Linked DNA regions of Homo sapiens: region 2 is linked to region 1. Evidence: chromatin loops called from intact Hi-C (ENCODE). Cell type or tissue: HCT116. All regions are shown on one strand. Links, peaks and the distances in the headings refer to the core of each region. The heading gives the core; the rest is flanking DNA.

Evidence for each region. Hi-C counts contacts between places; a loop is a spot of excess contacts. Peaks named below come from ENCODE experiments on the same cell type or tissue, not always from the same donor. Only the 100,000 strongest peaks of a DNase experiment are listed, where the experiment ranks them.
Region 2: a loop joins it to region 1, with 3 times the contacts of the local background. A loop is called at or near these places in 2 of 110 quality-filtered maps.

What each region holds. Positions count from the first base shown.
Region 1 is chr9:107,867,348-107,883,685 of GRCh38, forward strand. No RefSeq gene overlaps it. Among named protein-coding and RNA genes, the nearest start is that of KLF4, 390 kb to the left of the region's middle. RefSeq lists enhancers at 5,041-5,924, 7,463-7,562, 7,593-7,692. In HCT116, for the core only: no CTCF peak of the experiment used is centred there; no DNase peak of the experiment used is centred there.
Region 2 is chr9:107,800,350-107,816,687 of GRCh38, forward strand. It overlaps LOC105376208 (a long non-coding RNA gene), which reads left to right. Exons shown (of 7, transcript XR_930229.2): 4 at 6,321-6,485; 5 at 7,259-7,782; 6 at 10,025-10,175; 7 at 11,398-11,798. It also overlaps the pseudogene RN7SL659P. Among named protein-coding and RNA genes, the nearest start is that of KLF4, 320 kb to the left of the region's middle. In HCT116, for the core only: no CTCF peak of the experiment used is centred there; a DNase peak (open chromatin) is centred at 9,804.

The DNA of each region.
Region 1 (16,338 bases), core at 4,517-12,516:
AGAGGGACTGTACCCTAAGCCTAGGCAGAGAGCCTCTCCAGAGCAAGAACTGAGTAGCAAACGTGGCCTTGACATTGGCTCAGTCCTTTGAGGGAGGAGGAGAGCTTTTCAAGGAAGAAGGTCAGTGCAGAGGGAAAGTTTGTGCTAGGAGCCACCAGATAGGCAAATATACAGTGAGCTGGACCCAGAGTGGGTGTCAGCATTACTTCAGTGATGGTCCCTCCATAAAAGAAGTTGCAAGGGCCTTGTACGCAGGCCTTACCTCTTGGTTTGGCTGAGCATCCAGCTAAAGCCCCTCCACCCCACCCAGCCCCTATATATGCTGCACATCCTGCACAGAGGATTACATAAAGAGGAGGTGTGTGGAGGGAGGGCTGTGCCTGAGGGACTGGAGATTTGCACTTTCTTCCCATGTCTACCGGAAACTTACTACAAGACCTCTGGTGTAAAGATCCATCTGGTCATAGGGCTTTATTGAGCTGATTTCTAAGAGATGTTCCAGGCTTGCCTTTCTGTGATTCTTTTTAAAATTATTATTATTGTCATCATTATTGTGCAACAGTTCATTCATCCGAACATAGGTCTAGAGATAGGAAATTCTGCAGCTTAGGAAAAACGGCAACAGAATATGTAGGACATACTTTTTCCATGCATATTCACCCAGAGACACTTTAAGAAATCAAGGTAAGTATCAAAACACAAAGGCATAGCCAACTTTCATTATATCCTATTGATATCTAATAAACACATATCTACTATGCACCGCGCTCTGCTTATAGGACAGAAATAAAGCAGGCAGCGGCCTTGTCCTGGGAAGCTCACAGTCCCAAGGGGCCCTGACAATCCCAAGAGCTGGAGATTTGTGATAGTGGGAGGAAGGGCAGAGCCCTGTGGGGACCTGAGGAAGAAGTGGTGCATTTACCTCTGCTTATTTCTCTTGTGGAAGTGATATGTGGGGGTGGAGGTGGCTTGAACTATTGGGGCAGCAAATAGAGGAAGTATATGCTATCAAAAATAGAGGGGCAAGGAGGAAATAAAAGTTCTTCTAATCTAACAGAAACACAGAGGGGCCTGACAAGGCTAAGGAATGAGTAATTTTCCCTGGTGCTTTTGGACCTGAGCTGTCTGTAACATGGAACTGGGTTCAGGAAAGGGAACCTGCCACAGCCACATTGTGACACTTGCCTGATGTGAAAAGGCAGAGCAGTGGGTGCTCTGGAATCCCTTAGTAAGGGATATATAGGGGGGCTTCCCATGGGAGGATAAGGAGGTTGCTCCCAGAGGTTTTGTGTTCCTGTTTAGGCCACCTGGTGTGGCCACTATTGCAGATGGGGACAGGCTGGGCCCAGAGATGCCTTCTGTTCCGTTCCTGGACTCAGTGCTGAGGATGTGAGCCTCCCATCCCAACGAGGGCCTCTGTGTATCTCGGCTGCAGTGGTCCGTGCAGAAAGGGAAGACTGACCAGGGAACCAGCGGCTATCATGCTATCATGACACAGGACCCTCAAAGTCTCCCTGCCATGGAATGTGGGCATGGCATCTGTAACTGTCCTTTGTTTTACTTCCCTGGAACCCAAGTTAGGTCCTTTGGCCCTTTATGCACAAGCTCAAACACTCTTCCACCTGAGAATTCACAGAACAATCCATCCGCTCATTGTCTCCAGCCATTGCATGTTATACACAGTCCCTGGCCCATAGTCAGCAGTCAATAAATATTTAATGGCTGAATAAATAATCAAATGACTTTAATAAACAAATGAAGAAAATACAGAAAGTGATCATAATGAAGTGTAACAGAGGGCTCTTTGGGATGGCATGTGAGCTGGGGCCTTAGATGCTCAGGGCCTCAGCAGCTCTCCCTTCTGTAGGCACGGAAGTCAGAGAGGCACCCCAGCAGGAAAGAGAGCATGTACAAAGCCGTGGACGTGCTAAGTCATGAGATCCATTTAGGGAATGTCAAGCTAGTGCCCAGGTTTTAGGGAAATATGAGCCTAGAGGGACTGGCTGAGGATAAGTCATGAAAGCATGCAATAGAGTTCAGATTTCATCTCATCAGAAAAAAGAAAAAAGAAACTATATAGATAGTGTAAGAACTTTATTTCCATTGGAGCTCAAGAATCTCCTTCTAGGCCAGGTACAGTGGCTCCCACCTGTAATCCTAGCACTCTGGGAGCCCGAGGCGGGCAGATCACCTGAGGTCAGGAGTTTGAGATGAGCCTGGCCAATATAGTGAAACCCCGTCTCTACTAAAAATATAAAAAAAATTAGCTGGGCATGGTGGTGTGGGCCTGTAATCCCAGCTACTCGGGAGGCTGAGGCAGGAGAATTGCTTGAACCAGGGAGGCAGAGGTTGCAGTGAGTCGAGATCGCACCGCTGCACTCCAGCCTGGGCAACAGAGTGAGACTCTGTCTCAAAAAAGAAAAAAGAATATCCTTCTGGAAGCCTTTTCAAGTTTGTCTAAAACATTCTTGAGTTGACTTTAATATTTCTTTGTCACCCTTAAACAATGCTGTGTTTCTGCTGAACACTCTAGGCTTTCCAAATGTGGGTATGCCCCACTTTTGTTTCTGCCTCTGCTGATGCTGGCCCACACTGATGCCTCTCTGCCACCTTTTCCCCCACACTGTAGCCTCCAAAGTCCAAAAAGCTAAGGGGGGATAGAATCAGTCATGGGAGCTATAAGTCTTGGGGAATTCCATGATCATTTTATTTCAATGTTGCTGAGGCCAGAGCACCAAGGGGCTTAATAGAGCATCATAGAACTCAATAGCTCTCAACCCCCAAGTCAGAGAGCTCCTTTAAAAGTCCTCATTGAGATTATTTATTAAGTCAATCCTCATACCTCCTCTTCAAGGCAATTCCAGCAAAGAATATCAGTGGCTGGGTTCAAGCCTTCAGAATTGACAGAGAATACATGTTCATGGTTTAAGCCATCCAGTCGTGGAACTCTGTCACAGCAGCCCTGAAAAACGAATACCCACACATATTCCAAAAGGGGCTGAGAGCCTTTAAAGCCGTCTTATCTTCCTGTCCCAGGAGCAGTGCTCTTGCCTGTATTCGAGGTGGACTGTATTCCTGGGCAGCAAGGTCCAGTGAGTTCTTAAGAGCATTCTGAAGTACCTGCAGTCACATTGCTACATCCCACTGGTGCTCAACAATGCTTTAGTTTAACCAGATTTTAAGTCATGGCTAAACCTTCATTAGAACAATGATGACGGGAATTCAGAATATGGGAAGTATTCATCGTATTCTTTCTTTGTAAAACTTTCCATTTTGTGCGGCCTCTGCCAGTTCTCTGCCATTTGCACACATACATGTGTACTTGCAACCTTAGTCCACATTCATCTTTGTGAAGTCTCCTCTTTTCCCTGCATGATATTGTTACATCATCTTATAATGTCTGCCTAATATTCCATCTGGTCGTTATACCGCAATTATTTCACCATTACACTCTTGTCGGTCATTAATTTGAACTTTTTTTTTCTTTTTTACTCATTTAGATAATGTTACAAAGAACATTTTGTGTGTATAAACATGTTATTCTTTTGGATTATTTCTTTTGGATGCATTTCTAGGATCCATTTACTGGCTCAAAGAGTACACAGAGTGTCAAGGATTTTGTTACATATAATTACACTTTTTTTTTTTTAAGAATCTAGCTGCTTTTTTTTCTTTAATTTTCTTTCTTTATTTTCTTTCTTTTGTTTCTCTCTTTTTCTTTCTTTCTTTTCTTTCTTTTCTTTTCCTTTCTTTCCTTTCTTTTCCTTTCTTGTCCTTTCTTTTCCTTTCTTTCTTTCTTTCTTTTTTTTTTGACAAGGTCTTGCTCTGTTGCCCAGGCTGGGGTACAGTGGCCCGATCATGGCTCACTGCAGCTTCAACCTCCTGGGCTCAAGTGATCTTCCCATTTCAATAGTTGACTCATTTTAATAGTTTATTAAATGGCCTCCTGAGTAGCTGGATCTACAAGAGTGTGCCACCACGCCCTACTAATTTTTGTATTTTTCCTAGAGATGAGATTTCACCGTGTTGCCCAGACTGGTACTTTTTATTTTTATCCTTTAAAAATAAATTATATTATGTTTATTTAAGGTATACAACATGTTATGCAATACACATAGCAAAAAGGTTACTATAGTGAAGCAAATTCACATACTCATTATCTCCCATAGTTACCTATTGTTTTTGTTTTGTTTTTATGATAAGTGCAGCTAAAATCTACTCACTTAGCATGGATTCCACATAAGTACAATTTTATTGCCTATAGTCCTCATGTTGTACATTAGCTCTTTAGACTTGTTTGTTCTCCATATTTTATTAAACTATTTTTTGAAAATAGTTTAACAAACTAAAAAAATACAGGGCTACCAGAAAGTATGTATCAAATAGTGCTTCCTTACACTTTGCATTTTTATTTTCTGGATTAAAATGTATATATTTCTTCTACAGGACTGTCCTTGTGTTAATTGATATTTACCAACTTGGGTCCTAATTATACTGGCTGTTTATACATCACAGACACTAAGTCAAACTATCTGTGCCATGTTTTTGAAAACAGTTTCTCTTTTTGCTTCAGTGGCACTTGTTTTCATTAAAGAGAGTTACATTTTATTCACAGGAAGTTGTTAGAGGGTTGAATTTTTTGTTCTTTTGACACACTATTTATTTGCTATTTACCAAATATTCGTCTAAAATTATGATTAAATATTCAGTTCTGTTATTTCTGTGGCTCATTATAATCGTTCATTTTCAACCCATTTGGAGTTTTTTATATAAGCTGTAATCTAAATTAATTTATCTCTAAATTGTGATCCAGTTACATAAAATAAGTACTTATATGTGTTAATTATCCCAGTTAGTTTTGATGCTGACTTAATCACATGCTAAATTATGCCATGGACTTTTTCCGTTATAAAAATTTATGTTCTTTACTCTGTAAGTATTATACATTTTTATTATTGTTGCTTTGTGATATGGTCTGCTTCTATTATTGCTTTTTTTAGCATTATTTTTGTGCGTGTGTTCTCATGCATTTATTTTTCTTAAGAGTTTTAGATTAATCTGTGCAGTTCTAAAAGGAGATCATTTGATATTTGGGTTAGGGCCTACATAAGCTTGCCTCCATTATTGGGTGGGTCAGGATAGAATGGCCTGGAGCAGTTTGTTCTAAGTGGTGTGGTTGGATGGAAAGAGCTGGGCTTTACAATTGGATATGTCTAGGGATGAGCCCCATCCTACCACCGGCTAGCTTGTCCAGGCTGAGTAACCCCCCAGAGCCTAATTCCCTTCTTAACCACATAGGGGTAGCACAGCCCACCTCAGGTGGAGTTGTTATCTTGGCTCTGCCACTGCCTGCCTGTCGCTCAATCATTTCCTTACATCTCTCTCAGAAGGGGGTCATTCTAATTAAATGAGAGAAAAAGGCATCTGAAACATTCAGCGTAATGTCTGCCACAATATCAGCAGCTAATTTTCATTTCCTTTTTATTTTCTCCCAATCACAATTTGTAGCTTCATTTGAACTTCTTAAGCTCCCTCCAAATGTGGATGTGTTTGAAATGGATTCCTCTGTCTCTTTACATGTGCATAGCTGTTTCTGACTGACACTCAAGGATGTTGTAGATTATTGTCCTTTTCTTTTGTTCTCTGCCCCTTTGTGAAGCTCTTGTAACACTGTGGGTGGTCCATGGTTCTTTTCAGGCTCTTATGGATTTTTTAGGTAGGTGCAGAGCTACCTTTTGGCTGAAGCCTTCTGAAAGTCATGGCTGTGTTCCTAAACAGAGGCTAGAAACTGTCAGTTCCTTGAGCCATGTTAAGGGTGGCCTCTACCAAAATTTAGGAGCTATTCTTGGTTCGCTCCCTCGAGGACTGTACTCTTGGGTATCCAATCTTTGAACCTCTCACCAAAAGAGCTAAGTTCTTCCATAGGAGGATTTCATGTCTGATTTCCACCTGTGCCTCACTCCCACCCTGTCCTCAGCCAGAACCCACATGACCTATGGTATTTTCAGATTAGGAGTCTCCTTTTGGCATCCTGTGGACTTTTCACTATTGCAAATGCACATCCACCAAGCAAGTAGTCCACTCCAGAGCAAGGTAACATGTGATGTAGCCGACTCAGGCATCTGAGAATGGGGTTCTCATCTTGGTTCTGCCACTACCAGGAAGGATATTGGGGATGTAGAAATAAGTCAGCCCTGCAGTCACTTGTAGGCTAGAGAAGAGCCAAGACTCTTCACAAAGCTGCCAATCTTGTTCTAACCAGACCGCGTTGTTACAACCAAACTGGGAACCACCATGCCATCAACATTCCTTAGTTGGAGTGGGAGAGAATCAGTTTCCCAGGAAAGCGTGGTGCTGCAACTACAATATAGAGAAATGGGGGCAAGAAATGGGGGACATGCAAATCAAGAGATTTCTGATAGTTGCTCCTCAATACCCCCAGTTAAGGGCTTAAAATTAAAAGCCCAAATCTCAAAAGCTCATTAGCCTTTTGAGGTAACATGAATATGGCTGTATCTCATTCATTTATTTACATCTCTCTCTTTTCCAAAAAGTATTTGAAATTGCTTTACAACTACAGGAAAAAGTAGAAATCATAAAATGAGAAGGAATAAAATAGGAAAGTTAGGGACTGGAGAAAAAAAGTGGAGTCAGAAATGACAGAAACACAAGTACGAACCCCTGTGCACTTGTATTTGACCACATTTGACCTTGAGTTTCCTAGCAGTCCGAAGAAACAGAAATGTTTTGGGCAAATTAGTTTATCTCTAAATCTCGGTTTGATCGTTGACAAAATGGAAATAGAAACACCTCCATCAGAAGATTGTTCTGAAGATGACATGAAATAAGGGATGCAAAACCCTTAGGTACAAATGTGTAACACAGTAGGGACCCCACAATTGCTAGTTTGTTGTTGTTACTGTTATTTCTGTTAGCAGCTGCTTTGGGGTTAGACATCAGTACTGTAGCTGGTGCATAGGTTGACTCAGCTCCAGAGGTCCTGTCCCCTTTTCAGCGTGGCACAGTCTGAGAAATGACGATGTGAAGTTAACTATACCACTGATATAAATGTGAGGTGTGAGAAATTAATTTGCTTCCAAGAGGTATGATGACAGGTAAGGACAGCGATGTCACTTTGTGTCATAGGACACAAAGGAACAATACCAATTAGATGGAATAGATGTCCCACGTATTCCAACCCACTGGCCAAAGAAGTGGCTTCAATAGAAGCAAATGCTAGAGCTTAAAGGAAGCCTCCACAGCTCAACCTCCTCTCTTTTCAGGGGGAGGGGGAGAGTTGAGTTTTCTAGCATTACACAGATAAATGCTGAAATTCCAGTTCTTTCTCTTAAAGTACCCATGGATGGGAGGTGACAAACGTGGATTTGAAGTAAAGAAAAAAAAATGCTGATTTATTTATAGTTTAGGGAAGTGAAAGTCAGCTTGAGTTCGGACCGTTCATGTTTCATTGTTATTACTTTCAGCGCAGTGCAGTTGTCCATCCTTCTTCTTTCCTCTGCTGGCCCTGGCAAGTCAGATCCCCTGGAAACAGAGGTCTTATGCGATTTCTATCTGATATGAAGGAATGTAGGTATTTAAAGGACCTTGTTTTCCTAAATGCTTTTATATTTTGACAGAGAGTCCCACTCGAGCACATCTTTGGGCTATTTAAAACTTACAGAGGAATGCCTTCTGCATGTGCACATGTGCCCTGGAATCTAGGCAGAAGACCGGTTTATTTTGACTGGTGGTATTTGACAATCTGAATCACAGGCCAAGTTCGTCACGGGCTCCTCTCTGCCTCTTCCTAGCGATTGAAAGCCCACATACATGTAAGAAGCAGTCAGAATGGTTATGATGAAATGATGTAGAAAGAGAACTAGCTCCTAGCACGTGGTTAAATTCCTCGTATCCAGGCCACTTTGGGCCACATGTATGGCTCCCACTTTCACATGCACCCTCATCTTCCCATCCCATCAACTCGGGGAGGAGGGTGATATGATCAGCCTACGCTGTTCACAAGGCCACTCGGAGAAGTGGGCTGATGTGCTAGGATCACGGTCCTAAGACAACCCAGGTTCCAGACTCCAGCCAAGCCTAGCACCACTTCCTTGATACCACTGCCATCTATTCTTGGCAAAAAGAAAAGGAAAGGAAGCAAACAACTCCAAACCCCAAATTAAATCAATGATTTCCAAACAAGCTTTATTTTCTCCAGTCTCTGCGCAGCCTTTGGATGACCACTTTGGTATTAGCTCTCCCTTACTCAACTGCGTGCCTGGCAGATGAGTGTTCATACTCTTTGGTACAGTGGCAAAGCAATTGGATGATTTTAAATAATTTATTTGTGAGGTCCAAAGCAGTGGTGTCTGTGTATCTGGCGAGTTGTACTTCCTCTCTTCCCTCTCCTATTTCCCTTTCTGAATTGGTCACTTGGAATGCTGGGCTCCATGCGCATCTGTGTGCACTTGAGATCTGAAACCCAAGTGGGTGCCACCACCAGCTGCAGAAGCACGCCACTCGCTGTCATTTTTGGAAACCAAAAATGACTGGTCACATAACGGTGATTAGATAAAGCTTGTAATTTGTGTTTGCTGTAGTCAGCGACGTGGTATTTTGGGACAAACAGCCACTCTATGCTACATATAGCTTGGAATTTGCGGCTTTTTTGTAACCTGCCATTGTATGGTCAAGGAGGTAACAGAGAAAGAGGGGAGAGAGAATGGATGAAGGGAGAAAGGTCAGGAAGCCCCTCTCAGCAGACAGGCAGAGGACTTTGAGCTTTAGAGCTCAAAGAGCCCATAGAAAAATCTGTAGGTGACTCACCCTTAAGAGGGACCCCTTTCAATGTCAGGCACTGCCTGGCTTCCTGATAGTACAACCTTCCTTTCCTGACAGCTGGAGCCTCTTGACTCCCAGTGAGAGTCTCAGCCTTACCCCAGGCTTGGGAAGAAACCCTTATCTGAGCCGGAGCATGGCTGAAGCAGCTCAAGTTCAATTCTCCAGTTACTCAGCTTCTTAGTCTGGCTGATAGGTATTCTCTGATTGGCTGCTCAGTTCTAAAAGGCTTTCCTGTCCCCAGTTCTAGAAAAAATGTCCTTGCCTTTCCCTGAGTTCATGTCTCAGCTGGATAAAACCCTTTTTTGTTCACTAAACATTGACCAAGGGCCTTTACATATCAGGCCAGGAAGGATATTGGGGATGTAGAAATAAGTCAGCCCTGCAGTCACTTGTAGGATAGGGAAGAGCCAAGACTCTTTAGGAAGCCGCCAATCTTGTTTTAACCAGACCCTGTTGTTACAAGCAAACTGGGAACCACCATCCCATCAACATCCCCTAGTTGGAGTGGGAGAGAATCAATTTCTCAGGAAAGCGTCATGCTGCGACTGCAATGTAGAGAAATGGGGGCAAGAAATGGGGGAACATGCAAATCAAGAGATTTCTGATAGTTGCTCATCAATACCTCCAGTTAAGGGCTTAAAATTAAAAGCCCAAATCTCAAAAGCTCATTAGCCTTTTGAGGTAACATGAATATGCAATAGAATGATCAATACTTGGTGAATTGTTTGTCTGGCAAATAAAGAACAATTTGTGTTCCAATGGGAATCTTCAAGGACTTGCAGGTACTCCACAACATGACAAGAAACACTGATTACATAGAAGAAATCTTACTTAGGGCCGGAGTGGTGGCTCACACCTGTAATCTGAGCACTTTGGGAGACCAAGACGGGTGGATCGCTGGAGGCCAGGAGTTTGAGACCAGCCTGGCCAAGATGACGAAACCCTGTCTCTAGTAAAACTACAAAAATTAGCCAGGCAGTGGTGGCTCAGGCCTGTAATCCCAGCTACTAGGGAGGCTGAGGCACAAGAATCGCTTGAACCTGGAAGGAGAAGGTTGCAGTGAGCTGAGATGGCACCACTGCACTCCAGCCTGGGAGACAGAATGAGACTCTGCTTCTCAAAACAAAAACACCCAAGAAATGTTACGGAGGAAATCATCTTTGTATCTAGAAAGTAATTCTTTGTCTTCCGTTGGCCAGGGTCCAGGAGCTGTGTAGGAATAGCACTCTACTCCTGAAGGTGTGGGTTGGGAGCTGTTGGGGACCTGCTTCTCATGGGTTCTGAGAACAACCACTCACTGCTTCAGGTGGAGGTGCTGCCTTTGCCATCATTTAGGTTTCCTTTTGGGCTTCCAAACTCATGCCTTGAAAGCATTTCCCAGGTGCCATTTCAGACTCTAGCTCAATTCTCTCTGCTGTTGACACTGCCGTTTGCTCCAGAAATACACAATGGGGACTAGAAGGAAGGGTTTTCTGTAGCATTAGCATTCCTTTAAAAAATTTTAAAACTAGAACCCAGAATCCTTATTAGGTTACATTAAAAAGTCTTTTAGCCATCCCCCTGTCTAATATTTTGTGAAGTGTGTTCCAGGGAACCAAGTTCTACAGGATTCTGAGGATTACATGAGAAAAGGGGCAGGGATATGATGGAGACCTCTAAGTTCAAATAAATTTCTGGAATGCTGACTTCAAATAAAGTTAAACAGGTGTCTTTACTGTAAGAGTTCTCAGACTTTCAAATGCCTCAAATCTGTGGTAGATCTCTAAGAGGAGCAGGTAGTTAACTATGATTATAAAAGTTATTTGACAATGGAATTTTTGTTCTGAGGTGAGACAGAGTAGCACACAGATCTGAGTTTTATATTAAGCCAATATTTAGCCAATAGATTATTGTTATTATCATTATTATTATTTGAGATGGAGCCTTGCTTTGTTGCCCAGGCTGGAGTGCAGTGGGGCGATCTTGGCTCACTGCAATCCTTGCCTCCTGGGTTCAAGTGATTCTCATGCTTCAGCCTCCTGGGTAGCTGGGATTACAGGCACCTGCCACCATGCCCAGGTAATTTTTGTATTTTTAGTAGCGAGGGGGTTCTGCCATGTTGCCCAGGCTGGCTTCAAACTCCTGACCTCAGGTGATCCACCTGCCTCGGCCTCCCAAAGTTCTGGGATTACAGGCATGAACTACCATGTGTTGCCTAGTCAGTAGATTATAATCAGATCTTTCCTAGTTCTTCAGCTGATTGCTTAAGCCCCAAATGCCCTGTTAGCAGAGAGTCCCATTCCCTGGAATTATCCAGGAGCACTGTGCCTACCCAGGACCATTGCTGCACTGTATTTCCCTGCCTCCAAGTTGCTCTTGAGAATACCGGCCTGCCCATTCTGGCATGCCATTGTTAGTCCCATCCTAAGTCCCTTTCAAGGTGACTTCTGCTTTTACTAGTCTTTTTGTTCTGATTCTTTCATGCTCAGTCATTGTTCCCCAAAGCAGAACAGCTATGTCTGGGGCTCTGGGTCCAGGGGAGCTCCCTGCACTGAGAGCACACCAGGACAAGACCAGCCCTTCCCATAGACACTTAGGTTCTTCTGCTGAGCCTCTCTGCTCATGGCGTGGACACCTTATTACTCTAAAGATGATTTCATTTGAGGAATCAAGTTGTTCTACCTTGCCATCAGGTCATGGCTGAGGCCATCCTGCCCACTCCAACAGGTCTTCCCTACCTTAAATTTTGGGAAGCCTGGATTCTTTTTTGGATTCTTTTTTTTTTTTTTTTTTTTTTTTTTTTTTGAGACAGAGTCTCACTCTGTCACCCAGGCTGGAGTGCAGTGGTGCAATCTTGGCTCAGTGCAGCCCCCACCTCCTGGGTTTAAGCAATTTTCCTGCTTCAGCCTCCTGAGTAGCTGGGATTACAGGTGCCTGCCACCACGCCTATCTTGGCCCTGGCTTATTTATGCAAATTGATCCATCTCCTTCTAGAAGACTGGATCTGTTTTGGCAATAAGTTTCTCAAGGAGTGCCATCTTTGTTCAAAGTCAAAAAGGCACAATAAATTTTGTTGTAACTTCCATCTCTGTGAAATTTGCATACTGAAGGTTCATTTCCCTGAACAAAGAAGGTATATCCCAAAGTAATTACTCATCTCTAGCCCCAAATAGAAAAGGAAAATGTTGACATAATTGAGCCTCTCTATTCTGTTACATCAGTTCTGGGGACACTAACTCTAGTTCAACTCTTAATTAACAGATGGGGAAACTGAGGCCCAGAGGGTTGAGGGAACTTGTCTAAAGACAAAGAGCTAGGAGGTTGCAGATCCAGTGTGGAATCAGGTTGGCCTGACTCCTAATCCAGAACTCGTTCCACTGTTCCCTCAAACTTAAGACTTCCTGATTATGGCCACAGGTCATAAGTAAGAATCATCACATTCAATCAACCAGTATTTTATTTGACTGTGATTTTCTTTGAGAACACAAATATATGTAAGATATAGATTCTGCCCTTAAAGCCCTTATTATTTGTAGAAGGCAGTAAGATACACATAAAAAGTTACGCTAAATTGTAGAAAATGCCATGTGACCCCTATAAGAAGCAGAGACTGTTGGAACAACTTGGCATCTGGGTAGCTCAACATCACTTTTGTTAGGGAGCAGGCGTTTGAGCTGACTCTTGGAAGGATTTGGACAGAGAGAGGAGATTGAGAAAGAGGAAAAAAAAAGAACACTTCTAGGTAGGGGCATCTGGGGAATTGAGATAGAAAGAATAGGCTGGATAGGAATTGGGAAAAGGCCTTTTAAGCAATGGAGTTAGCATAAGCTCAGGGTTAGAGGTGTGAAATGCTTAGCATGTTTTGGGAAAGGTTGCTGGTTATCCATCGTGTCCAAGAAGGGCTAGAATAATGAGGGAGGATGACTCCTTCACCACATAACTGGGTGATCAGTGGAAGCATGCTGACCAGGGAGCACTCCAGAATGGCTGGGTTTTGATAACTTCATACATCTCAGCTCTATCTTCTGGATTCATCTCTGGGCCATATCTCTCAGGCATTGTTTAGGGTACTGTGAGTAGATCAAAGTTTCTGCTCTTGGCTCCATCTTTACTGAATTTACAACTCAATCCAAGCTCTGTCTCCATAATACCAAATATCTTAATACAGTGTGACAAAGATACAGCATTGTTTGGGTCATTTCAGGAAGAACATCTGGATATTTGAAAATATCTGGACAGTTTGCCAAAGAAAAGTAAAATAATACTTTGTATCTCAGAGTTTAGTATTATGGGACATAGACAATGTCTGAGTCACCAGTATGTCTTTTAGAATTTGGGAAATGCATTCCTTTGAAAAGAGAAGAAAATTGTCACCAGTAGTCCCACTTCTGTCTCTTGTTCACTTTCATCTTTCCTATTTGTTGCAGATATGACAAGCAATTACCCTTGAAATGTTACAGAACTAGATGGTTCACCTCTAATTGCTATTTCTCTAGGGAGAAAAAAAATAGGCCATCCCTTCTGTTTATTTAAAATTTAGTTTATTCATAAACCTGATATATATTTATTAGGCCCCTTCCTAGTTTGAGGCCCCATGTGTAACTTGAGAACAGAGATGACCAAGACACATGCCCTACTTTGCAGGAGATCACTGTCTCATAACCACGTCATCTTGTTTTTTGTTTGTTTTTTGGTGTGTGTTTTGTTTTGTTTTGTTTTTTTGAGATAGAGTCTCACTCTATTGCCCAGGCTGGAGTGCAGTGGCGTGATCTTGGCTCACTGCAGCCTGTCTGTCCTGGGTTCAAGCAGTCCTCCTGCCTCAGTCTCCTGAGTAGCTGAGTTTACGGGCATGAGCCACTATGCCTGGCTAAATTTTTTTTTTTTTCTTTTTTTTTTTTTATTTTTAGTAGAGACGGGGTTTCACCGTGATGGCCAGGCTGGTCTTGAGCTCCTGACCTCAGGTGACTTGCCTGCCTCAGCTTCCCAAAGTGCTGGGATTATAGGCATGAGCCACCGCACCTGGCCATCAGGTCATCTTAACCTGATTTAATCATGATTTCATTCGTTATTGCTGTTAAAATATTCTATTGTATGAATATACTGCAATTTATTTGTTCTTTAATTGATAGACAGCTGGTTGCTTCTGGTTTGGAGCTCTTATGAACAAAGGTGCTGTGAACATTCTAGAACATGGACTTGTAAAAATTCTGTTTAGAGTAGCTTTAAAAATAATCGCTGGTTTTGTTTTATTTTACTTTTTTGAGTTAAATTTGAATTTTCACATATGAATACACTCACATTCCTACCACCAGATCAAGGTATCGAACACTCCCAATACCCTCAAAGGCTCTCTTATGCCCCCTCCCAGTCAACACTCCACTCCCCATAACCCCTGTTTGGACTTCAATCACTGCAGAGTAAGTCTCCTGTTCTTAAACTTCCTGTAAATATGATTATATACAAATGGCTTCTTTTGCCCAAAAAAAAAAAAAAAAAAGATACAGCTATGCAGCTGAAATAGGCAATTGCTGGCAGGGCCTTTTTTTTTTTTTTTTTTTAACTTCCACTCCTCTGGTGAGCAGACAGTTATCGAATCCATCTCTGTGAATGCTTGTTATGGAGTGAATGACTTGGAAGCCAACAAAGGTTGAAGGGAAGGCCAGCTGGACCACCTCCCAGGGCACCAATCCATGGGCCAAATTTCCTGGGCATGAATTGGAAATATGGAGGTCATTTATTTAGAAATCTGGGTGCAACACTTTACTTAATTGGCAAAATGTAAATTGGTCCTTTTCTCACCCAAGACAAAACGTCTTTGAGTGGAAGTTTAAAAAAAAAAAAAAAAAGGCCCTGCTAGCAATTGCCTATTTCAGCTGCATAGCTGCATATATTTTTTTGACATGCTCAGGCAAAAGCAGTCAGCTGAGACTCTGGAATCAAAGAGTTTGTTGATGTAGTGTTCTTTATCTTAGTGATTCATTTCATTATCTCAATTTAAGCCCTTTAGTAATTCTCTCAAAAAGTTACTTTGCTTCAGAAAATCACAAAAGACAACTGGAGGTAGTTTCAGAACCACAGAAAAATAGGAAATGTCTTTCTTTTTTTAGAGACTGGGTCTTGCTTTCTCACCCAGGCTAGAGAGCAGTGGGACAATCATAGTTCACTGCAGCCTCCAACTTCTGGGCTCAAGCAGTCCTCTCACTGAGGCCTTGCAATGTGCTGGGACTACAAGTGAGGGCCACCTTTCCTGGTCCTCCCCTCTTTTTTTTCTTTTCTTTTCTTTTTTTAAATGAACATAGAATCTCTTTTGGTCTTGGGAGTGAATTATCAGGAGACTCTTTTATTGAATATAATTTGTATTAAAAGAAAATAATTGTTTTTTTCATCCCCCTTAAAAAAAAGTTGAACATTGGCTGGGTGTATGGTGGGTCACACCTGTAATCCCAGCAGTTTAGGAAACCGAGGCAGGAGGGTTGCTTGAGCTCAGGAGTTCAAGACCAGCCTAGGCAACATTGCAAGACCTCGATTCTACTAAAAATAATAATAATAAAAAACTTAGCTGGGTGTGGTGGCGTGTACCTGTGGTCCCATCTACTTGGGAGGCTGAGGTGGAAGGATTGTTTGGGAGATTGAGGCTGCAATGAGCTCTGATTGTGCCACTGCACTCCACCTTGGGTGACAGAATGAGAACGTGTCTTTAAAAAAAATGTTGAAAGGGCATTTGAAGAAAATTGTTTGATGGTGTCACAAATTGTAATCTTACCAGTCCTTACCCCCTACCCCAAGAAGATTAATGTAATCCTAACGGATTTTTCAATGAGGTGAGAACACATGGAAGAGAAAGTGGGCTTGCTCATTTCTGGTTAGAGGGGCAGCTGTGATTGGCAGAAGGGCCGAAGAAGATCAAGTTTGGGAAGGCAGGCTGCAGAGCGGTGCTTTTTTACCTTGCCTGCACTTTGGAATTGTATGAGCAGTCCCTAAGGCTGCTGATGGCTTGTAGACTGGGTATGGGTTGTGTTCAAGCTCCCCAGTTGATTACAGAAACAGCCAGGTGGAAGGTTGCTGCTTAGGAAATGGCCCAGCAGCTAGGAGAGGTATTTTTCCTGAAGAGGATTCCAGGGCCCTGGTTCTCAAAGTCTGTTCCCCAGACCAACAGCATCAACATCACTTGGGAACTCGTTAGAGAAGCATATTCCTGGGTTCCACCCCAGACCTGCTGAATCAGAAATCTAGGGATAGAGAGGCCCAGCAATCTGCATTTAATAGGCTCTCCAGGTGCTCCTCACACACTAAAGTTTGATAATGACTGATGTAAGGAAAGGTGGCCTTTATGAGAAGCTGGGGAGGGGAAAGCAATGTAATGGTGATGCAAGGGAGTGAGGCACGCTCCCATCAGGTTGCAGAGACAGCAACCTGGAAGGACTTTCCCTAAGGAACAGACAACAAACACAAGGGGAGTACTCGAGGGGAATGAAAGCAAGATCTAGAAAGGTCAGACTTCACACAGAATGATGCCAA
Region 2 (16,338 bases), core at 5,411-13,410, 66 kb before region 1:
GATATTGATTATTATATTTATACGATAATATTTATATGATTATTTATACGATATTATAATGATTTTGTGTATGAAACAAAGTTTGTGTACACTGAACTACCAGAAAGCAAAAGTGTCACTATCTCATGTTGGTGCTCAGAAAATTTTGGATTTTTGAGCATTTCAGATTTTGGATTTTCAGATTGGGGCATTCAACCTGTGTTTTTAAGAGATTGCTGGATGAGGGAAATAGTCATTTTCTGATCACCTAGATCAGAATCATTTGTGGATGCTTGTTGAAAAGCAAATTCCGGGTCAGGTGCGGTGGCTCACACCTGTAATCCCAGCACTTTGGGATGCCGAGGTGGGCAGATCACTTGAGGTCAGGAGTTTGAGAACAGCCTGGTCAACGTGGTGAAACCCCATCTTTACTAAAAATACAAAAATTAGCCGGTCGTGGTGGCAGGTGCCTGTAATCCCAGCTACTCGGGAGGCTGAGGAAGGAGAATCGCTTGAACCCGGGAGGTGGATGTTGCAGTGAGCCAAGATCTCGCCACTGGACTCCAGCCTGGGTGACAGAGCAAGACTCCCTCTTAGAAAAAAAAAAAAAAAAAAAGCAAATTCCTGTTCTTCATAATAGAAGAACTGAGTCAAAATCTAATCTCTGGGATTGGGAACTGGCAATTTGTTTTTGACCAGTTTCCTGGTTAATTTTACATATGACCTAAAATTTATCAATCGCCAGTACAAGAGAAAGAACATATAGCTCAAAGTCAACAGTTCTGGTTCTATGGCTTAGGCACATCATTTTACTTTTTTGAGCTTCAGTTTCCATGCTGTAAAATGGGGCTTGAGAACAGTATTTCCCTTTCAATGTGGTTGTTAGATTGAAATAAAATTATGTGGGTGATGTCACCTCATAATAATAAAATGCCTTGCAGTGCTAAGTCATTGTTATTACTTTTCAAGACAGTGCATTTTCTTCTCAAAGAGCTTTTAACTGAATGAAAGTCCTTTTATAAATTTGTTGAGGGGCGTGTGGAATAGTCTTTTAGGCTTCTGCTCCTAGTTCTAACTTTGGAGATACTGTCAACATAATCAATTTGCATTGAATACAATATGGTTTTAATATACAATGATAAAGACTACCTCGGATTTCTTTATGAGTCTAGTCTAGGAAGAGATATGTAAATAAATAATTTCAATGCAATTTGAAAATAATAATTATAATGGTCATAATAAAAATGTTTAAATCAACAATTATTATAATTAACATATTTTGAGCATTATGATGTTCCTGGAATTCTGCTAAGTGATTATATTTTCTCATTTAAGCCTCATTATTACCCTGTAAGATGGGCATTATTATTTGCATTTTACAGATAATAAAATTGTGGCCCAGTGAGGTAGAATGACTTGCTCGAGGGCATACAGTCATAAATAGAAGAGTTCAGATCCAAATCCAAGTCTTGGTTGGGTGTGGTGGTTCACACCTGTAGTTGCAGCACTTTGGGAGGTGAAGCAGGAGGATTGCTTGAGGTCAGAAGTTTGAGACTAGCCTGGGCAACATTAAACAAAAGACCAAAAAAACCCTTAAAATCTATCTGTCTGATTCTATCTTCCTCCTCTTTCTGTTGGTCTATAGAGTTTCCAGGAAACTGTTAGGTTTGCATTTGCAATTGTGAGACGTAAATCCCTAGGCTGAAAGAATCCTCCTTAATGCAGTAACTTTCAAAATCTTGACAGTAATCCACAGTGAGAACTTGATCTTACAGCATGACCCAATGCACATACACACATACACAAAGGTACACACGTGTGTGTATGTATACTTGTCATAAAAAAAACTCAATACTCATTTTTACTATGATGGTTTTTCTTTTCTTCCTTTTTTTTTTTTTTTTTTTTTCTGAGACAGAGTCTCACTCTGTCACCAGACTGGAGTGCAATGGTACGATCTCGGCTCACTGCAACCTCTGCCTCCTGGGTTCAAGCGATTCTCCTGCCTCAGCCTACCGAGTAGTTGGGACTACAGGCACATGCCACCACACCCAGCTATTTTTTGTATTTTTAGTAAAGACAGGGTTTCACCATGTTGGCCAAGATGGTCTCGATCTCTTGACCTCAGATGATCCGCCCGCCTTGGCTTCCCAAAGTTCTGGGATTACAGGTGTCAGCCACCACGCCCAGCCTTGTTCCTTTTGTTTCATAAAAAAATGTTTGTGGTGACTCCATTGATCTGATTACTTTTTGATGGGTCTGACTTATGGTTTGAAAATCCCACCTTAAGGGATATTGAAACCAGGTCTCTCTTTTGTAGATGTGAAGTCTGTGACTGGAGAGGGCAAACAATCTGGGGAGGGTCTAATTGGTAATCAGCAGGAATCAGCTACCACATGGCTAGCCTAGAGTTTTGTATTTTCTGTTTTTTCCCTATTCATAGGTTCTAAAATGACAGTCCTGTTAACAGAAAGAACAATCATTTTGTGATCCAGCTGCCCTTGATTCAAATCTGAATTCCACCCTGTCTAGCTATATGACTTGATGTATGACTTCATCTCTCTGAGCCTCTTTTCCTCTCTGGACAAGGGAGGTAAAAATACCAATGAGGAGGCTTGTGAAGGTGAATTGATATCAAGGCCCAGTGCCTGGCATACATTATGTGCTTAACATAGGGGAGACACCACAGGTAACTGGGCGAAATGTTAAGCAAGGGACAGTGAAGACTGAGAGTCACTTGTTAGGTGGTCATGAAAGCAACCTCGTTGGTTTCCAGAATCCAGTGCAGCCTTAAGATTTGAGATGCGGAGATAACATTTGTATGTGTTTAGCAGTGTGGTTCAGTGGGGGAAAATGCTTGGCTTTGATCCAAACAGATGTGGCTATGAATCTCAGCTCCAGAACCTTCTAGCCTCAATCAACTTGTTTCTTCATCTGTAAACTGAAATATTAAAACTTCCTTCAAGAAGTATTGTGGGATTCAACAAGGTATTTTCCCAGTATTTACCCCTTCCTTTCACAACATGGCTTAGAAATTTTATGGATCACTTTTGATTTTACCTTTATATTATAGAAATTTTTGAACATACAAGAAAGTAAAAAGCATCCATATGCTGATCCATACACACCAAGTTTCCTGAATTATGGACCTGTTTGCATTGAATAGTTTAGTCTCTCCCCACAGTTGGCTAACATACTGCCTAGCTGATAGTAAGCATTCAAGAAATATTTGCTGGTTGAATGAATGGATAGGGGATGAAGAATGACAAACCTCACTTCTGTCACCAATTACTTATAGCAGGAACCCAAACTCAAATGACTTCAGGGGCCAGACAGTCAGTGTAATTGGGTGAATTATGCCCGGGTAAGACAATAAGGAGTGAAGGAGACTGTGGAGAGGATATATGGCTTCTAAAGGGACTTGAACTTAAATAAATTTTAACACTCTCTGAAGGTCCACTCTCAAAGATCTGTGGGCTATCCATGATCTCTGATTTTTAGAATGCCTGTTACATGATTTGCACCATGCTAGGCATTGAGACAAAGATATATCATGGACCAGTGAAAGGTAAACTGGAGAGTCCTACAGACCTAATCACCTGCTAAGTTGCTTTGGTTCACTAAGCCTCAGTGTTCTATCTGCAAATGCAAGTTATGAGACTGAATTTGCAGGATTGCTTAGGAGATCATGGTAGGCAGCCTCTGAGATGACCCCCAATGATTCCCCACCTCCTGTTACTCTCACTCTTGTGTGATCTCTTCCTCTTAAGTGTGGGCTCAATTTAGAGAGTTGCTTCTAATGAATAGGATACAGCAGAAGTGATGGGATGTCATTTTCAAGACTAGGTTATAAAAATTGTGGCTTCTTCGTAGAGTGTTCTTTCTGTTGCTTGGATTGTTCACTCCCCAGTCCTGAGGGAGCCCTCTGGAGAGGCTTATGTGAGTGAGCTGGGGAATGAGTTTTCTAAGACCTGCCAATAACCATATGTGGTGAGCTCAAATGCAGATCCTCATCCAGCTGAGTCTTCAGATGACACCACTGCCCCAACCCACACCTTGACTGCAACCTCATGAGAGACCGTGAGCCAGTGGCACCTAGGTAACCAACACTCACAGTTTCTCAACCCACAGAAACATTTACTTGTTATATGTGGTAACAGCCACTAAACAAGAAATCTTAATACCCTATAAACAAATGCTATGGCAAAAAAAATGTACATGGAGGGTAGGAACCTGAAGGAGAGAGCTTCCAATACTGGAGTCAGAGAAAGATTCACAGAAGAAATGAGTATTGGGTTACATAAGATGACTAAGAATATGAGGCAGAGAAACAGTATAAGAGTATGCTTTGTAGGGGGAACAGCCAAGACATAAGCAGTGAAAGGAACAGCAAGTGTGGATGGTGTGGTGGTTACGGGGCAGGAGACGAGACAGAAGGCAGACCACAGAGGACCCTTATTCAGTAAACGTGATTTATATTTGATTGACATTTCACTTTAGGATGCTCACTAGAATTGCATACTCAGAGAAGTAGGAGAGACAGTGGAAGTAAGGTAGTTCTTTGCCCACCTCCACTGTCTTTTCCAGGTAGTCCTCAAGAGAAAGTTAACTAAGGTATTCACTAAGGGCTGGCATGGTGGCTTACGCCTGTAATACTTGGACTTTGGGAGGCCAAGGTGGGAGGATCACTTGAGCTTAGGAGTTCACGATCAGCCTGGGCAACGTAGTGAGACCCCATATCTACTAAAAAATACAAAAATTAGCTGGGCATCGTGGCACATTCTTGTAGTCCCAGCTCAGCTACTCTGGAGGCTGAGGTGGGAGGACTGCTCGAGCCTGGGAGGCAGAGGTTGCAGTGAGCCGAGATCATGTCACTGCACTTCAGCCTGGATGACAGAGTGAGATCTTGTCTCAAAAAAAAAAAAAAAATTATTAAGGTGTTTACCTAAGTCCATTGTCAACTATCTTATTGTTAAATAGACAAGGCATGCAGCCGAGGAGGTTCATTTGACCCAGGTCATCTTGTATGAAAGTCCATACCTCGCACTTCTGCTGGCACTGCTTTTGTTATGTAATAAAATCATGCTCCTCTTGAGCAGCTGGAATTTCTTTTAATCTGACAGACATTATGAATCACACATCCCTGATAAGTGTTTCCAACTTAGCCTGTGGAAAACTCAAGTTAATTTGTGTCCCAACTTCCTACTCTACCTGGGGAGAATCAGTCTTCCTCTGGCTTCATGCAACTATTCTAACTTAATTTTGCCATTCCCATTACTTTTAAAGACTGTTTTCATTGTATTGTATTGTAGATTTTTTAAATAGCTACTTCAAGATTTTTGGGGGAGTGGGATGTGGTAAACATAAATGTATATAAAGGGTTCTATTAATTCTGTGGAAATGAAAATGAGGAAAAGAAAGAATGATGCCTCATCTCCCTCAGCAAATACTTGAATTCCTACATTCTTAGGAATACTACAAGAAGGAATGAAAGGTTTTGGGAGAAGATGGACAGTTACTTTTAACACATGCACATTTGAGGTCCTCTGGAAACAGAGCTGTCCACTACTGAATTGGTTATGTAAGTAAGGAGCTCAGGAGTGAGGTAGATTCTGGAGAGAAAGTTTAGAAGTCATCACCCCAGTTGTTGAAGCCAATGGAGGAAAGAGACAGTTCTTTAAGACAGTTCTAACTGTGGCTAAGACAGTTGTGTCATTAGCCACAAATGACAGCAATAGAAAGAGAAAAGATATATGATCCTCTAACAACACAGAAATTATCCCATGACTGATGGCATACACATGTACATTACCCATTCACCCATGCAGCTCACAAGTGAATTATATAACACCACATTGACACCTAATTTTAAATCTTATGAATAGACATGAAGTGCCAATTTACACTCGGCACTAGAAATTCTTTCCGGGATATGTATTTTTTATACATTCGTTTTCTTCTCTTATTGAGTTTATAAATCATTTATTTCCCGGTGGTTTAAAAACAAACATACAACATTGTTTGGAGAAGTGATGGTCTGCTATAAAAGTTAGATGGTCAGTACTAATGGGGAAATTTTGATCGCTTCAGGGTTGTTCTTTTCCATGCCTGGCACATGCAAGATGAAGCTAATTTGTATTATGAAATATAATGTGTTCTCTTTTTATTTTATTGAAATGCTTTAAAACTTAAGATCAGAGCTGGGTTAACAATATTTTCCAAGTAAAACACCATCAAGTACAAATATTACCAAGGACCTCCAAGTTCCTTGTTAAGTGCCCTATACATTTACATGAAAAGGGATTTTTAAAAGTTTCCTCTATTCCTTACTCCCCACTCAGTGCTGGTTAATTAACCAATCATAAAGAAAAGATGAAAGTATGTGAACCTCAAATCCTTGTGTTCTGGAAAAAAAACATACTCACAGAATAATGAAAAAAAATTTCAACTAATGAGAACCAGGAACAATGACCACTGGAAATAATGAAAACAGTTGGATCAAACAGGTAAAAACTTCACAGAAAATTAGCAGTGCATTGGTCTGGCTTTGCTTCTGTGTCTCCTTAAGGCCTATGTCTTGGTTGGATGACTTATTGGTGGGAGCAGAGGGGAGCTCTTTTCTTCAGAGTACATGGTTTAAATGTTCTTTCAACTTTGTTGGCTAACAGGTTGTTTAATATGCCTTTTCACCTGGCTTCCATCTCTTTACATACATATTTAAAGTCCCTGCCTTCTGCTGCAGTCCACCATCTTGAAACAGCCTGTCCCTTATTCAGCCAGCACAGACACTCCAACCTCCCTGATATTGCATAGCAGGGAGATGAGGTTTAGAGTTGTATGACTTTCTTGACTTGGAAGAGGAACTGGATTTGTTCCATTTTAAATGCTGCTTGTGGCAGTCTATGGCAGGCAAAATTTTGTCCTCTTTCTAGGTATTAGGACGGGATAAATTCTCCAGCCTTCTTTGCAGTTAGGTTGGGGCTTGCGCTGGAGTTCTTGCCAATGGAATGTGCACAGAAATGATGTCCACTAGTGGTTCTCACGCTACAGTGTGTATAATGAGTCATCCCATCACTCAGGGATCTTGTTGAAATGCAGATTCTGATTCAGTAGGTTTTGGGTGAGGCCCATGATTCTGCACTTCAATAAGCTCTTAGTTAATACCAGTGCTGCTGGTTTTATGGACAACACTTCAAGTAGTAAGAACGTACACCAATTCCAACTTGGCCATAAAATATCATGTGCAGTCTTCCAAGATTTCTCTGCTTTATCTGTACAGCTACAAGTAAAGCACTTGGAATGGTAGAGTGCTTCCCTCAATGGATGGAAGGAGACTGGATCCCTCTGACACTGACTGGAAGAGCTCTGCTAAGCAAAGCTGCGAGCTCATGAAAGACTGTGAGGAGAGTAAGAGGTAACCTTTTATTGTGTTAAGTCATTAATGTCAGGGTTTACTTGTTACTACAGCATGGCTTCCTCTAACACCTCCTCTTATCAACTGCCTTTTCTGAGTCTTTCCTTGACTCATGATTTTGAGTTAACTTAGTAAACTTACCAAAGGCTGACTTTGCACCAAGAATCATTATAGGTACTGGAAAATTTAAAAGATGAAGGAGGTGGAGTCATTTTTTCCTAAGGAGCTGGGAGAGGAGATAAGAAATGGGATCAAATAATGAACAACAAGTTTCAAAGGGATCAGAGTCCAATAAAACCTGCCGCCTGAGCTCTTAAGAGAGAAATGGAAATCGTAGTTGTGAACATCAGGCTTTCTAGAAGTGGCTGTACCAACATCAGCCTTGAAAGGTGAGTAGAGTTTGAATTTATAACAATTAGGATAAGAGCACATTGGAGGAGTTAAAGTCAGGAAATGGCAGGAAGGTACCCGGGAAATGTGGGACTTGCCAATGGGATCCAGTATAGGGTGAAGAATTGGAGTCATGGTATATCCAACAGAAATGAAGGTCAAGGTTGTATCATAGAATACTTTGAATGGCAATTTGAGGAGCTTGGATTTATCCTGAGGATAGAAGGGAACTCTTGGGTTTCAATAGGAGTGTGATCTCACTGGATATAATGAGGAGGGGTGTGTGGCTCTGGTACCACACTGTCCCTACTCCCAGGGTCTGTTGCAATAGTTCAGGTATAAGAGACTGAGGTCCAGCAAACTAACACAGGAACAGGAAACCAAACACCACATGTTCTCACTCATAAATGGGAGCTGAACAATGAGAACACATGGACACAGGGAGGGGAACATCACATACTGGGGCCTGTCGGGGAGTTGGGGGAAAGGGGAGGGAGAACATCAGGACAAATACCTAATGCAAGTAGAGCTTAAAACCTAGATGACGGGTTGATAGGTGCAGCAAACCACCATGGCACATGAATACCGAGGTAACAAACCTGCACGTTTAGCACGTGTATCCCAGAACTTAAAGTAAAATTAAAAAAAAAAAAAGAGGCTGAGGTCTGAGCATAAAGATGAAAAAGACAAGGAAATCTGACAACATTGGGAGAAAGATAGAGAAGCACCTCCCCATTCCACTCCAACCCCTGTTCAGAAACCGGGGTGCTGCATCTCTGAGATGTTGTGTCTTGACATGTAACCAGTGTGTCTTAGTTACATGTAACAAAGTCAGTAAGCCATGGTGTTAGGTCTCAGAGCCCTGGCTTCTTGCTCCAAGCTCACTATGTTTCCACTTGAGTACAAGGTTGTCTCCAGTGTCATAGGTGCCCTCTAAAGTTGTACTCGGTGAGCTGGATCTAAGTACAGCATAATTCACATCTTGCAATGTGACCATCTTTGCAAATTTAATTTCAATAGTTTTGAGTCACCCCAGTTGGGAAATTTATTGGAACTCTATTTCACTATGACTTGCCAACAGCAAGTTTAAGACACACTTTAAAAAGACATTGATTACTCTAAAGGTGCTTCAACCAAACCTGCTGCTATTTCTTTGGGGTCTGTACCACACCTGGGTGAGAGGGTTTAGGCAGTCTTTCTTTCTCTCTCTTTCTTTTCTTTTCTTTTCCTTTCTTTCTTTCTTTCTTTCTTTCTTTCTTTCTTTCTTTCTTTCTTTCTTTCCTTTCTTTCCTTCTTCCTTCCTTCCTTTCTTTCTCTTTCTCTTTTTCTTCCTTCCTTCCTTCATTTCTGCCTTCCTTCCTTCCTTTTCTTTTCTTTCTTTCTCTCTTCCTCTCTTTCTCTCTTCCTTTCTCTCTCTCTTTCCTTCCTTCCTTCCTTCCTTCATTTTTTTTGGAGGCAGGGTCTCACTCTGTCACTCAGACCAGAGTGTAAAAGGGAGAACTTCCTGCAACTGTTGTCAGACAGAAATTTGTTTGAATCTTATGTCTGCCACTTCCTAACCATGTGATCTGGAACAAATAATTTAACATTCTGGAGCGAAGGTTTCTGTAGTTTACAATGGGGAGGGTGATTACCGCCAAAATTACATGAAGGTTCCATGAGATGATGGTGATGAAGTTCTGAGCACAGTGCACTGCACCCAGTGCCGAGAGTCCAGTCAGCGTCGATGCTCCTATCTCTATCCTGGGTATACTAATGAGAGCAATGGTAGCTGCTCTAATGAACAAGTCCAAAAGTTGCAGTGACCTTAAAGTAATAAAACACTATTTTTCACTCACCAAGCTGTTGATATGGATGTTCCTGGTTGCCAGGAAACCTTTCACACGGTGAGTCAGAAACCCTGCCTCCTTCTTCCTGTGGCTTCTTTCTCACCTAAGATGTGAAAAGACAGGTTGGAGAAGGAATGCCTTGGACCAGGAGTGAGACACATCGCTTATGCTCATTGGTGTAAAGTGGTCACATGACCACTCACGAGAAGCAAGAGGTGCTGGGAAATGTAATCACCGACATGGCAGCTACTTCCCAGTGACAGTTCTACACTATGGAAGGGAAGCAGTTAGCTGTCTCTACCGTAGGAGGGGGAATTCTGAGGCAGGACTGGGATATGGGCCAAGGAGCTGGGTTTATAGTGGTGAAAACAACATGTCAGATTCACATTTCTTTCCTCTCTGTCTCTTCTAGAGCTCAATCCAGCAGATCCTGTCCCACTTGGAACCTGGCTATGAGTGAGAAAACATCTGTGGTTGGAAAATGGGGCTGGTGATTCAGGCCTGTTTGGGAAGAAGATGCTCTTGAATGCTTTGCTCAACAAACACCTCCCTTCTGCAAGGAGGTGAGAGGTCATCTGTCTGTCTACTTTGACACTTTCACCCACTGAACTTCAGGGCTTAAGACACCTTCCCCATAAATTGGAGTGAGCGCGGCACAAACTGTCCCTGAATTTGACCATAACTGACTCACCAAAGGTCTGAGTAGGGGAGAAGGCAAAAACAGACAAACAGGCACTGAGGACTTTGCCATCCCAGACCTGTGTCATGTAAACAGGCTGTCTGCTTCACAGCCAAGGAATGAGCCCTGGACGTGGGTCGGAACTGGAGCCTTAACAGCTAATACCCAGAGCCTTTGACTGTGGACGACTGTGTTCAAAGGGGCAGGCTGCCCACTACTAGGGCATGGAGGAGAGGCAGGATGTGGGGAAAGAGTGTGGTTTTGGAATCAGACACAACTGGTCCCCGCCACTTACTCAGCCTTGTGACCTCAGATGAAAAAGTCTCTTATTCTTACTAAGGCTCAGTTTCCCCAACTGTGAAACTGACATAACACTATGGACTTCAAAAGGCTTTACAAGCAAAACAATTTATAAAACAATTTATTCAACAATTTATTCAGGCACTTAGCACAGTGCTAGCACATAGATATAAGTAACAGTTTTTTTTCTCTGTTCCTTCTACGTGGAGGAGAGGCATCTGTTGTCTCTTCAAGTTAATTAATTTGAAAATATCCAGTAGCAACCATTTCTTAAATTCCTCTTACGAGCCATTTAGTTTTGCAACAACTGCAAGATAGACAGTATTATTCCCATTTTACAGATATGGACATTGAAGCTCAGGAGGTACACCGGATATAGTGACTTTGATCTTCTCATTGCCCTGACACTGATGAGAGAGAGATAACAAAATCAAAAAGAACAGTTGGAGGAATAAATGTCAAATATAGGAGGCTGGAAGCATAGTCTCTAACCTCAGTCTAGCCTCGGATAATAGCATTTTCATCTTGCTACAGCAGTAGCAGACACCAGCTGGGTGCCTTCTCCCTATTTTATTCATTTGTATGTTCATTGAGCAATTTATCTATTGCTAATTCCTTAGCAAGCATTTACTGTGACCTTCCTTTTATTATTACTATTATTATTATTCATTTTAGAGACAGGGCTATGCCATTATGTTGCCTACGCTGGAGGGCAGTGGTTATTTACAGGTGTGATGCCGCTACTGATCAGCATGGGAGTTTTGACCTGATTCATTTCTGATCTGGGCCCATTTGCCCCTCCTTAGGCAACCTGTGATGCCCCACTCCCAGGAAGTCACTGTATTGATGCTGAACTTAGTGTGGGCACTTCATGGGCACAGCACACTACAGCCCAGAACTCCTGGGCTCAAGTGATCCTTCCACCACAGCTTTTCCAGCAGCTGGGACTACAGGTACATGCCATTGTGCTCAGCTACTGTGTACTTCCTATGTCCTCAAATCCTGCTACTCAAAACATAATTCCTAAGCCAGAAGCATCAGCATCACTGAGAGCTTATTAGAAATGCTGATTCTCAGGCCTAACCTCGGACCAACTGAACCAGAGAATCTGCATTTTAACAAGATCCCTGGGTGATTCACAGCATATATGAAAGATTGAAAATTGCTATCCTTGATGCTTTTCTTTTTTTTTTTTTTTTTTTGAGATGGAGTCTCACTCTGTCACCAAGGCTAGAGTGCAATGGCATGATCTTGGCTCACTGCAACCTCCGCCTCCCGGTTCAAATGATTCTCCTGTCTCAGCCTCCCAAGTAGCTGGGATTACAGGCACGTGCCACCATGCCCAGCTAATTTTTGTATTTTTAGTAGAGATGGGGTTTCACCATGTTGGCCAGGCTGGTCTTGAACTCCCGACCTCAGGTGATTCACCTGCCTCGGCCTCCCAAAGTGCTGGGATTACAGGTGTGAACCACCACACCTGGCCTCCTTGATGCTTTTCTATCTTGGTGAAATACTTATTGGGAGGACTCCCAGTACTGCTACCTTCCTTATTGTGAGTAGAAAAAAACTGAAAAAGTCAAAGTGTTTTTTCAATTCTCTCACTCAACAATAATCACCACTGAAGACTCCTGTGACCAACTCTGTGGGGATTTCTCCTCACCAACAAGCAGTCAGTTCTGTAGCAGACACCAGCTGGGTACCCTCCAATCCAATTCAATTCTGATGTTACCTACCTGGAGGTAGCGTCAGATGCCACAGGTTGAGGGCTCAGTCCCACGTGACTGCCCCTAACTTATGATACCAGTCAAAAGCCCCAGGTTGTTTTATTTGTGCTTCTGACTGACCGTCTATAAGTCAGGGATCCCCTGAACCCCTTTTTGTGTGTGATTAATTTACTGGAGCAGAGCTTACAGAACTCAAGGAAACACTTAACATTTACTGGTTTATTATTGTATTAGTTCGTTTTCATGCTGCTAATAAAGACATACCTGAGACTTGGTAATCTATAAAGGAAAGAGGTTTAATGGACTCATGGTTCAGTTCCACATGGCTGGGGAGGTGTCACAATCATGGCAGAAAGTGAAGGGGAAGCAAGACATGTCTTGCATGGTGGCAGGCAAGAGAGACAGCATGTGCAGGGGAACTGCCCTTTATAAAACCATCAGCTCTCATGAGACTTATTCATTATCATGAGAACAGAATGGGAAAAACCAGCCCCCATGATTCAATTACCTCCTACCAGGTCCCTCCCATGAAACGTGGCGATTATTACAAATTGAGATTTGGGTGGGGACACAGCCCAACCATATCAGTTATAATGGGTATTACAAAGGATACGGATGAAGAGATGCATAGGTCAAGGCATGGGGGAAAGGGCACGGAGCTTCCATGCCCTCTCTGAGTGTACCACCCTCCAGGAACCTCCATGCGTTCAGCTATCCAGAAGCTCTCTGAACTCCGCCCTTTCAGATTTTTATGGAGGCTTTATTATGTAGGCATGATTGATTGATTAAACCATTGGCCATTGGTGATCAACTTGACCTTCGGCCCTTCTCCTCGCCCCAGAGGTTGTGGGTGGGGCTGAAAGTCCTAACCCTCTAATCATGTCTTGGTGACTAGCCCTCATTCTGAAGTTACCTAGGGCCTACAAGCCATCAGTCAACTCATTAGCATACAAAAACATCGCTGTGCAGATTCCAAGGATTTTAGGAGTTGTATGCCAGTAACAGGATGGAAGATTAAATATATATTTTACAATATTACATTAATCCACACAAGGAACAATGGGGCACCTCTAGAACACAATTTTTTTTTCTTCACTTCAGTGCACCTGTGATCATCTAGACCAGGGATGTCCAATCTTTTGGCTTCTCTGGGCCACATTGGAAGAAGAAAAATTGTCTTGGGCCTCACATAAAACACACTAACAGTAATGATAGCTGATGGGCTAAAAAAAAAATTTTGCAAAAAAAATCTCATAGTATTTTAGGAAAGTTTATGAATTTGTGTTGGGCTGCATTCAAAGCCATCTTGGGCTGCATGCGGCCCATGGGCCCCAAGTTGGAAAAGCTTGGTCTAGAGCCTGGGTGACCACTCCTTCCTAGCCGTGCATATGTGGTATACACCTCTAGACCTTAACAGAATGGAAAGTGAAGCAAAGAAGGCTTCGATCTTAGAAAGTGTTTAGGGTCCCTAATCTCCTTATCAGCTACACCCTACTTGTGGTTCTGGGGATTCAGCTGGAGGCAGAGAGGCAGTGCCTGAGCCCTGAGACTTCTCTACATGGTATCCAATATATTTCTTGTTGTATCATGATAGCACCACGATTAACCCATAGTTAACCTTAGCATCACAGTGATTATGTGACCCTGGGGTAGCTCTGCCTCATCTAACCAGGCCAGGACCACTTGTGGGGATTCCAGAGTCATTAAATATGGAAAATGGGAAAAGCTATGAATTACTTCCGGCCTCATTTGGAAGAAGCTGGCTATTTAATAGGCAGCAATTCAAGATTCAGCAGAGGAGACAGGGCCTGGCATGCATTAACTGTGTTCCCATGAACACGCAGGAAACCTTGCCATTATTTACAATGAGGGAGCATCTGCTGCATGCCACGCAGCAGAAGGAGCAATGGCACATCACCTTGTTTCATTCTTAAGATATCTTCAGGTAGGCAGCATGATTTCCATTTTCAGAAGAGGTAACTGAGGCTCAGAGAGACCATGTGACTTGCCCATGTCACATAGACAATCAATGGCAGTGCAGGGCTACATCCATGCATTTTTCAAAACTTGGCATGGGGATTTTAATAAGAGAAATCATGCATTTTTTTACAATTAGAATGGGAATTTACATTCAAATAAAGGACACTTTCATTAATGGGGTTTGGGAATGTAGGATGTTATTCCCCTGCTACTTCCAAGGGAACTGCAGGAGAAGGTGTAGGAGGATGAGCAAAGTTAGTCAAGAATGGGTGCAGAGACAGTCTTGGATATGTTCCACTCCTGTTACTGATATATCACAGCCATCCTGCTCCTTGACTCCCCCACTTCAGCTTGAAAGAGCTCACCATGGACCAAGAAGGTGGCAGGTCCTGGATGAAATGCACTGCCTTAGTGTTTGTGTTTCCTCCAGCTTTCAGGCCCATGAGTGTCAGTTGCAGAGCATGTCTCCACTGATTCCCTGGCATGTGGCACAGGCAGCCCAAACAACCACTAGGGAGGCTTTGTTGCTGCCAGAGTTTTGAGCTGGGTTCTGCCACCCTCAGGAGCCCGGTTGGAAGCTCGGAGCCTTGTGTAGGACAAAAGTCATTCTGTGGCCCTGAGCTTTGGAGGGAAGTGTTGACATCTTGCTAATTAACACAAAAGAGGTGTTGCTCCCTATACACTCTTCCTTTGGAAGCAGAGAGTGCAGTCAACGTAAATTGAAATTTAGATTAGGATCCCCACTCCTCCTTTGATTAGCTCAGTGATTTTTGTCAAAGTCAAGCAACCTCTCTGAGTCTCAGGTGACTTCATTTGTTCCGTGGAATGTTCACATGAGAGATGCTGTCAATGTCTTAGTACAGGCCTTAACTCCAAATGGGCATTCAATAAATAATTGCAGTTATTATCCCGTTTTGCTACATGAAGTTTACTGAAATATAAACACATTATATTCATTACAACATTTTCACTCTTAAGTAACAAAACTCAACTTAAAACTAACCTAAACATAAACTAATAAATAAAATTTTATTTACTCAGCAAGACCAACTTTAGGTGCAGCTGGATTCAGGGATTCCAACAGTGATATCAGGACCCAGCTTCTCTTCACCCCTTAGTTCAGAGTCCCTGTGGGTATTGGCTGTATCCTGTAGACAGGCTGTGGCCACCCACAGCTCCAGATTCACATGTTTTCCAGCTTATTAATTCCCAATGCCCATTTATTATCAATCCAGGGAAGATTTTGATTGGCCTTGCTTAGATTACACAACTTACACCTGGACCAATCACTGTTGCTAGAGGCATAGAGCACCGAGATTGGCTAATCTGGAGTCACATGACCAACTCTGTGATGAGGAAGGGGATGTTGGTAGATGGCTGGGATGACACAGACTGGAGACGAGCCGTTCTTCAATGGCGTTAAGGATGCTAGGCTGAAGAAAACAAAGCAATATCTACCTCAAGAGCCTTAGAGAAAGAGGTATTTGCTCCTGACTCTTCCCTAGGTCTCCCTATGAGTCAGTCCTAGTCCAAGTAAATTTGTTTCTAAAGTCATTAAAGAGAATTCTGTTGGCTTAGAAATACATATAGCTTCCATCAAAGTAAAATAATTTGCAGAAGAGTTGCTGTTGAGCTGTGTGAATCTGAATTGTAAGTAGGACCCCCAGGCAAAGTCTGTGACTTTGGCTTAAAACACATGGAACTCAGGGCAAAATTTCACTCAGCCAGCTGGGTGTCACATGGATGTCTCCTGCTTCAGTTGCTTTAAGACCACTGCTGTGCACATCAGTATCGAAGGGCACATGGGAACTGTTCTGCCAGTATTCTGAAGGCCCCCTTTATTCCCCCCACCACCCAACTTTTCCAAAGCAGTAACAGCCAAACACCCAAAGCCTACCTTATGTCACACGGATAGTTCTTTGACTCTGTAAGCTATAAACTTGCCAGCTCTTTCTTGGCAAACATTTGCACATTGTGCTAGCTTGAGGTTGAGAAGGTCAGGATTTGCATTTGCAAACTGATAAGGATATTTCTGTTTCGATC